2 separate regions of the Homo sapiens genome follow, and region 2 is linked to region 1. The links are chromatin contacts, found by Hi-C in ENCODE. All regions are on one chromosome and are shown on one strand. Each heading gives the region's core, a stretch centred on a gene start or an enhancer-like site at or near the end of the contact. The rest is flanking DNA. Distances are from core to core; before and after follow the strand shown. Region 1 overlaps AKAP6 (A-kinase anchoring protein 6). Region 2 overlaps NPAS3 (neuronal PAS domain protein 3).

What was found. Hi-C counts contacts between places; a loop is a spot of excess contacts on that map. Pooled maps may share reads with other maps.
Region 2: a map of mammary epithelial cell shows a loop between it and region 1 (5-fold over the local background). The contact joins two enhancer-like sites. A Hi-C loop is called at or near these places in 2 of 168 maps with a recorded cell type or tissue (MCF 10A and mammary epithelial cell), 1 of 37 single-sample maps with no recorded cell type and 6 of 50 pooled maps.

Annotation. Positions count from the first base shown.
Region 1 is chr14:32,573,802-32,578,104 of GRCh38, reverse strand. It overlaps AKAP6 (A-kinase anchoring protein 6), which reads right to left. Exons shown (of 14, transcript NM_004274.5): 5 at 863-985. Among named protein-coding and RNA genes, the nearest start is that of AKAP6, 250 kb to the right of the region's middle. Within about 2 kb of position 1,829, at least 2 of the 41 ENCODE cell types and tissues checked have a DNase peak (open chromatin) inside an H3K27ac peak, as active enhancers do.
Region 2 is chr14:33,673,888-33,678,190 of GRCh38, reverse strand. It overlaps NPAS3 (neuronal PAS domain protein 3), which reads right to left. Exons shown (of 12, transcript NM_001164749.2): 6 at 1,806-1,980. Among named protein-coding and RNA genes, the nearest start is that of SNORA89, 33 kb to the left of the region's middle. Within about 2 kb of position 1,935, at least 2 of the 41 ENCODE cell types and tissues checked have a DNase peak (open chromatin) inside an H3K27ac peak, as active enhancers do.

The DNA.
Region 1 (4,303 bases), core at 580-3,079:
GTGTAAGAGGGGCAGAAAATCAACCCCACAGTTGAGTACCCAAGGATTCATGTTCATTGCCTTTGTCAATTTTATGCTATCAGTGAAAGGAATAAAGATGAGATCCTTACAGCTTGAATTTTCATTTCCTATGACACGTGCTTTTTCTTCATGCTTTATCACACTCCACTACTTAGTTTCCACCCCTTCATAATTGATATCGGCCATTTGAAGCATTCAGTAAAAACCCCACGAGGTTCATCGAATGTCCCCCAGTCTATAATTCTTGCTTTTAACATTCAGAAGCAAATTCATCTGAGTGTTTTCCACTTCCCCTCCATGGTTTTCTCTATGCACAGGGATGAGTGTAATGACAGTTGTATTAATTATATGCTGAAAAACCCACATAGCAGCAAAAATGATGGAGATCATCATTTTAAATATTTTATTAAAATAACCCAGTGTAGAACAGATAATGTAGACCCTCTTGATAATGAGAGGTTCATTAATTTTACAAGAATTCTAGAAAGCTTAGAATGGTCATCAAAATCATCTCTTTCATTTATTTGTTTTTAAGAAAGGGAAAACCTTCAGTTGCTGCTTTAGAGAACAAGGGTCTAATAAAATTTTCTAAGGTATTTTTAAATAATTACTTATCCTTCCAGGAAAAGCTTTGAAAAGGTAGCTTGAAACAGAGATGATTTAGGTTTCATAGTATTACTTGAAATGCCTGTAAATTTTCATCTTCTGTGACCCATTAAAATTTGGTTTCATTGACATATAGTAACCTTTGATAAATAAAATTGATATTTCTCATAAACAAACAAGCAGTACATTAAAATCCTTTGATTATTGACAGCAAGAACAACACAATCTTGCCTACCAAGTGTGTCTCCAGATACAGTTTAAGGTCATCCATCTCTGCTTTAGGGGGAGTCCAATTTTCTGTAGTTTCCATGGCTTCATTTAACCATTGAATGAATTCATCCAGTTTGTTTACAAACCCCTTGTGAAAGGAAAGAAAAGGGGAAAAAAAGGGGCAAGAAAGGCATGTTAGTTGGTTATTCTGTAAAAAGCCAATATTAAAAGTTCCAAATTTTATCCATGATCAAATCGATCCCACCGCACTCCTATCCTAGTTTCATCTTTGCTGTAATGGAATTTCCACTATTCCTGGACCTGAACTCTTACCAAAATGGGAAAGAAACTGTCAATGCTTCCCTCTCAGTTTTTCTCTAGAATCACTTTTCTGAGGAATTTGGATTGGATTGTGGGGTGTCACTGTATGGGTGACCTCAAAACATCAAAACATTTCTGGTGTCTGACAAGCATCCCCCTGCCAAAAAATCAGGTCAGGTCTGCTAGGAACACTCGTTGGCTTTGGGGGATTGCCAAATCCTTTACAGGGATTGGCATTCCTGTAAAGATGTTGTTCTTCACCCAGAAGCCTGTGGAGTTTAGTTGCCATAGCTGAACTAGAAATATATTTCAAAATTACATAAGTATTTACAGGTCCTTGGACGAGTTCTGTCCACAGCCCAAATGTCTGTGTCTGAGCCTGTGTGCTACAAAGGAAGGAAGCGTAGAAAGTGGGACCAATGAACAAACATAAATACTTGACTTCGGGTATGTACAGACATAAAGATATATTCTTGGCTAGGAAGCACAAATCACAATAACCTTGCAATTTTTCAAATAGTGGTTATAAAATTTTATTGGCCATTTAGAAGTATACATCTGTAGAAACAGAAAATATTTTGAAAATATGAAAGCCCAACTGCAAACCTAAGTGAAAGAAATGGGGCTGGGCTCCTGCTTTCCGTGTCTGGGTAAACAGCACCACCTGGAGGTCATAAGGAGCAAGGGCAGGCTTCCACACATAACTAGGAATGGGTTGAGATGCCGTTTCCCTATTAAACTTAACCCATTCTTCAGATGTGCCTTTCAAATAATCTTGATTAATATTTTTAATGCTTAACTGAGGATGTCCTGACACTGAAGTGGAAAGAGGTAAAAGTAAATATTTTTTATAATGTTTATCACAAGCTAGGTTTTGCCATTAGGGTTTTTCCTAGATAATATTTTAAGATTCATAAACCTTTAATTCAAGCAATTAGATTACCTCAAAAAAAATCATGAGAAAAAGAGAAAATGGAATTGTGGAGAGTGGTAAGTAAAAAAACAAATAACACTCAGGAACACAAATTGTTTATTAGAGGGGGACAAAGCAGAGATGTGGGCACAGAGTCCCATAGAGTCAGATCATACCATACTGCCATGCTCTGGTGTGTTGCCAACCTGTTTAGATAGAGCTCAGTCTATCATCCCACATAGTGGTACATCATATGGTTTCCCATATTCATACATGTTTCCAAAAGCTTTTCCTATTGAAAATCTCTCTATTGTACCAAGTCTCCAAGGAGAGTCACACCCAGGGATACATATCACAACCAGATTTCACAAATGCAAGATTTCTCATTTATATTCTTTCAAAAATCTATCCCAATTGGTTAGATTTGATAAAACTAATGAGAAATATCATCTTAGAGACATCATAATCACAAACTGAGACCTACACAATTGCAATTGGCTGAGCTGGGAACTATATGGTAGTTTAACATTCCTCCAGTCCTAGACTCCAACCCTAAACTGATTGACAACATCATTGAGGTTTCTGTTGGTCATCACTCAGAAGATTTTCTTCCAGGTGAGGTGAAAATATGTCCAACAGAGAAGGTTTCAGAAATTTCATACAATGTATTCCCTTACTAAGTGAATTTTCTGGTGATCTACCAAACTCAGCCTTTTTTTCTAATTTTCTCATATTGCAACTCTTTCCAAATGCCAAGAATCCATGCAAGATCATTCATTTTGCCCCTTCTCCTATCTTCAGGGTATCAGTTTGTCTGTTCTTTCGCCTTTCCTGCATTTGCATAAATTTGAGAGTTGCTTTGCTTTTCATTTCCTCCCAAATACTTGACTCTTTTAATATCGAAGTTACACTTACTCAAGCTCAGTCTTCTCAGTAGAGTGTCCCATGTGTTCAAAATGTTATTTCCTAAACTCCTTTATCTGGTAGACTACCTAGGGATCAGAATATTTCACAGGTTCATATCTGACTTGATGTTTACCATAGATCCCTTCAGATGTGTACAGTAAATCTGTGAGCAGAAATAAGGGCAGAGTCTGTTAGAACTCCAGTCCTAATTCTCGATACTCTCATAATTAAAATTTTCGTGAAAACTTAAGAGACCCTTTGCTGACCAGATGGACTTACAGAAGTATTGTCTGTCATCTGTGGATGCTAGTCAGAAAAGCAGAATTTAGATGGTTTATAAATGGGAGATGAAAATAGTACTTTATACTTCTTGCAGCATTAAACAGTTTTTACTATTGTATTTAGAATTGTGTTGTTATATCTGTACATATAAATTGGTTTGGGGAGAAAATTAAGTCAGAAAGTATATTATTTAGGGAACAAGTGGTTAAATCCAAGAAGATAAATAGTGAAAGACGTTATTTGAAATGTAACTAGTTAAAAAACCATGCACTATCTTCTCCCCTTCAAAAACAAACACAAATAACCTGTGTGTGTATGTCAGTGCATGGTTGCTTCATCATAAAAGTTAGTCTTAGCCAAAAAGCACTAAACAATGTGTCAGGTTTCCTAACAGAACCATGATTACATAGTTAGCTGAAATCTGTGAGATGCAGATTAGACAAAACCCATTGGTCCTGGGTGAACATTTCCGGATGGCACCTCTGTGTATCCCAGCCAGATAGCAAAACAAGGCTGTCTGATATAGGGGAAACAGGAGTCCTCTCAAGGATTCTCTCTGGGTTTCTTCTGAGTTATATCCCACCCTCACAACTTTTTATTTGTTGCACATTTCCTATCTCTTTTCTTGCCAATACTAAAAAGTTTCATCACTCACAATAGAAACCTGAGATATCCCAGTGTTCCGAACTTATAATAAAAGCTAAGCACCCCGTCCCTTTAGGGAGATCTAGCTTTCGACCTCCCTTCCTGCTTCTATGTGTAGCCTCAAGAATATAAACAGAAATCATGAAAGAAAGCAAAATTGGGGTCCATTCAATTCATGATACCTTTATCACATGCTATTTTTCCACTTCACTCAGCCCCCTCTATCTGTGTACTATCACCGGGTTTCTGTGTACAGTGGACAGTGTACTAGGTACTCTCCCCCTATCAAGAGATGTGCTTAGAAAGACCAAGAAAGTGCCCCTCTATACACAGACCATGTGGATGTGCAGGTGTATTCACATTTGGACACACACAACAAATACTTGATGCCCATTTTCA
Region 2 (4,303 bases), core at 686-3,185, 1.1 Mb before region 1:
AGAGACTGGAAAGGCTGCCTGCTGGTTTTGCTGTAGAGATTTGGCTGCGTATGTTGGAGGTTGGATAAAAGGATCATGAAGATCCTTTCAAACTTGAGCATTTGTGATTCAAGGAAACAAACTTTTCTAAGACCTTCCCTCATACAAAGGCTTAGAAACTTAAATTCTTTCATGCTGCGTGTTTGAGTCATGAGGAAGAGGTTCTCCAACATCAGGATGAAAGAGTAGAAAACCGTTTGCATGTGCTGTTTCTCAAATATGCCCAGATATGAACATTCTATTGACTAAAAAACAGTTCCAGTTATCTCGCTGACATAGCTGCTCAGTAAAGTCAGTGAGCTATGGTATAAGAATATATCACTTGCCCACCTGAACAAAAGTATTTTCATTTTTAAAAGGTAAAGAATAATCTTAAATATTCTCTTTTCTCATGTGTGGGGCTCACTGAAGAAGGATGATCACCAATGCTAAGAATAATGAATGCCCTAGAAACTACAGTTAACTTCAGTGAGGAAAATGGATTGGTTCTTAAAATACTTCCAAGAGTCAAATGTGTGTTGTTTTTTTTTTTTCCTTCTGTGTGAGAAAACATATCGTGATTACTTCTAGGCAGGCCAAATTATTGTCTTCGAAGTATGTTGAGTTATTTTAATGTTAATCTTAACATAGGTTTTTCTATTTTTCTTGTTAATAAAATGCTTTTGTATTACGAATCTATTTTAAAACAACAGATCAAGTAAAGTACAAGCATCTTTGAAGAGTGAAAAAATAATTTTCCAAGTAAGCAAATACAACTTTGCACTTCAAATCAGGCCTTGATTCATCAAAAAATCTTAAACTTCTCATGAGAAAAATTAACATTTAAACCACTGCTGCTTGGCCAAGCACTCCACCACACAAGAATATGAAATATCTCCTCTAAAAAAGTACAAAAAGGACAAAACCACAAATGTGGAACTTCAATTAATTTAAAGCCCCAATCAGCAAAGAATAAATCCTTCGCAGATCTAATTACCAGCGCTCTCGGAAGACCCAGGCCGACCAGCCAATCTTCCCCGTGTTTGAACAGCTTGATGAACTAGGGGACTGATGGATATCAAGTCATTTTGTTTAATTTATAAATGGATTTTCCCCTAATACTTAAATTATCATCAGTACAACACAATGAAAATGGGAACATTCTGAATGCAAAGTCTATAAGAGTCCTGGAAGGAATCCCAATGAGGAATGTCACCTCTGTTCATTCCTCTATACAATTGATCTAATTAAATACTGAGGGTAGAAAGGCAGTTTAAAATGTAGCCATTTCTGTTTTCTTTTTAGCCTTAATTTATCTGTTCACATCTTTCAAGTACCTTCTGATGCTTTAAAAAAATAAAGAAACCAAGATTTCTACAAGTCCCTGATACTTTTAATTCTCCACGAGCTACTATTTGGAATGCCTCTGCCATAGATTTTGCTGAATAATAAATAAACGCATTACATTTAGCCATGGTAACAATAAAATGAAGAGGGTATTCCAAATCGGAAGCTGTTCCCTCTAGTAATTTGAAAGAGAAACTAAAAGAACTAGTACCTTCTACATGTATTGTTCAACTGAAATTAGATCTCTGGATTATACTTATTAAAATGTCTCCTTATTTTCAGATCTCTTCCTTATTTAATTACTGCATGGGACTGGAAGCTGCATGGAATTGTTAAATACCCTTAGACCTATTTATAGTCTCTTCACATGGGTAACTTGAGCACACTCATTTGGCAAAGGTCCTGCCCACCAACCCACACACTGGGTTTGCAATTCCCACCTGGCTCGGGGGTCTCCGACTGAGAGGAGGAAGATGCTGAGCTGGCTCCGTCCTCAGCAGTGCCCTGTGACAGGAGACCCCGCCCAGGGGGGAGCTTCATGCCCAGCTGCTCAGCCATCTCCACGTGATCTCCGGGGTGGACATAGTCAAAGACACTGCTGCCTGTCAGCTCCACCTAGAGGGCGAGAGAAAGGGTGGGAAGGAAAGACATTATATAGGCTTCTCCATTTTCAAATTCAACACAGTGATTCAGATTCTGAGTAGAAAAGAAAATACATTCAGGTCCCAGAAACAATCCTGGTTCTGTCTTCATCTTCAAATACTTAAGAATTCTTGAGGTGAAAGAGAAAGATTTTTTCACATGTATTTATTTAGCAATTGTTAAGCTCAGTTTTTTTTTTTTTCCTCACACACTGTTGTTTGCATAAAGCCAAACATTCTGTGAAATGTGGACGAGTCTGCCTTGTATTCAGCTGTTTTATCCACGCATCATCAAATACTTGCGTGTTTGGTGTCAACCACATGATTGACTGAATTCTACAGTTTTCTTATTGAGAAGTTTGGGTTTTGGATAGGAACAGCTATAGAAACAGCCAGAGATAGCAGTCGAGTGTTTTCCTTAAAATACACAGATTTCCAAGATGTGTTTTTATACATATCATCTGATTTCCATGTAAATTTAAATGTAAGAAGGGCTGCTTACAAATATATGCAAAGGCATAATGTTTTCATTAAAAATTACTCATTAGCTCTGTAATCGTATGAGGGATTTTCCATACAAAAGAGGTCAGCTGGGGTCTGAAGCAGCCATATTTTTTTTCTGCTGCAATCAGCTTGTTTTGCCTTCAATCTAATAGGATACATAGTACAAATCTCCTTGAAGGCTTTTTAAAAAATGTTTTATTTTGTATACTCTTTGAATCAGGCTAACTCTCTAACTAACTCTAAAGGCAGAGAATGAATATCAAATATCAGAACTGTTTCAGCCTGAAATAGAGGCACTGACTATTTTAATGCTGTCAGGCATGACCCCTGCGTCTGAGTTGTGCGCCGTCTGAAGGGGCAGAAGTTGCTGGTAAGGACTGGCCTTACCTCTGTACTCCTCTAATGCTCTAAATTTTATCTCCTAAGAATAGTGGTAATGCTCTACATTACATGCACATACAACAGGGAGAGATATGTCAGCAATAGGACAAGCAAAAGCTCTTTCCCAGGTCACTAATGGGTTTCCCGGTCCTCCGGAGTGCAATGGTTTCAGGCCAGCTATGACGTACCATGGAAGCTGCCAGAGCTTCAGACTGTCACAAGTTTCTTGGTGGATATTTACCTAGAACCCCTGCCTACCTCACTTCCCTTTCCAGGATAATTTCCAGCATCCCTCCAGATTCCACCTGCGTGCCTGCACCCTTTCATGTCAAGAGGGAAGACTGGCGGTGGAAAAACTGTCACAGAGACTGTAATACTCAGAGCAATTCTTGTCCCCAGAACTCCAAGTCCCGGTAATATGATCACATCTACTCCCAGACTCCATTTGATTAACATCTTAACAGGCTGCAGATCTTCCACATCTATCAGTTAACATAGGTATAGTCAGAAAAACAGGAGGCTAAATTCAGTTTGGTTAATAGCTATTCCTGAAAAAGGCTCGCGTAACTTTTACGGAAAATTAGGCATTTTTCTCTTGCTATTAAATTGCACTCTCCTCCTGTATCACCCAACCACTGACTATATCATTTTACAATCCCCATTTCCTCCATTTGTTATTGCTACAGAGCGTAAATCGGGATTCACAGTGATCAGCTCTTACCCTCTGGGAGGGGGGGATTACATGGAAATAATCCCTTTAATGTGCGCCTTGCCTCTAAGCACTTCACACAGTAATAAATGGGTAAACTGACTTTGAGCAATTAAGAAATTAAATGGAACTAATAAAATGTGTGTTTTAATATTTCTTGATGATGGTTATTTTGTTTGGAGATTAGTGAATATGAGGAAGTCACTCTCGTTTTGCATGGAGTCCAATTGTAGCACTTTCGTAAATATTTCTGTCACTTTTCTCAAACTAATTTTTTCCTTTAATACTTCAATGTGCATTTTGGCACGGACCATAGATTGTGATAGGATGACAACACAAATGGCAGATAAAATAGATTTTTTTAGGGGAGCTGGTTATTGAATGTTCATGTAAGCCAGTCTTATAGAGAGCAGAAATAGGCCACTCTCTCCACATCCTGATTTGCTCGGATGTGCAGATACTTCCTTCCTATACAATAATGTCCGGAGTATGGCACATCTAGGGCAAGACTGAGTCTTGATGTGCCACAGAGCACTAGGGCACGGTGAGGACTTTTTCTCCCTGTGGCCTCATGGGATTTCCCACCAACATACCTCAAAGCTTAATGATGAGGGCGAGGTGGGCACTGGGAGTTTGACACTATCATAGTGTTTATATGTATACTGTAGTTAAGGCTGCACAGTGTGGAGGAATGCCCCACTAC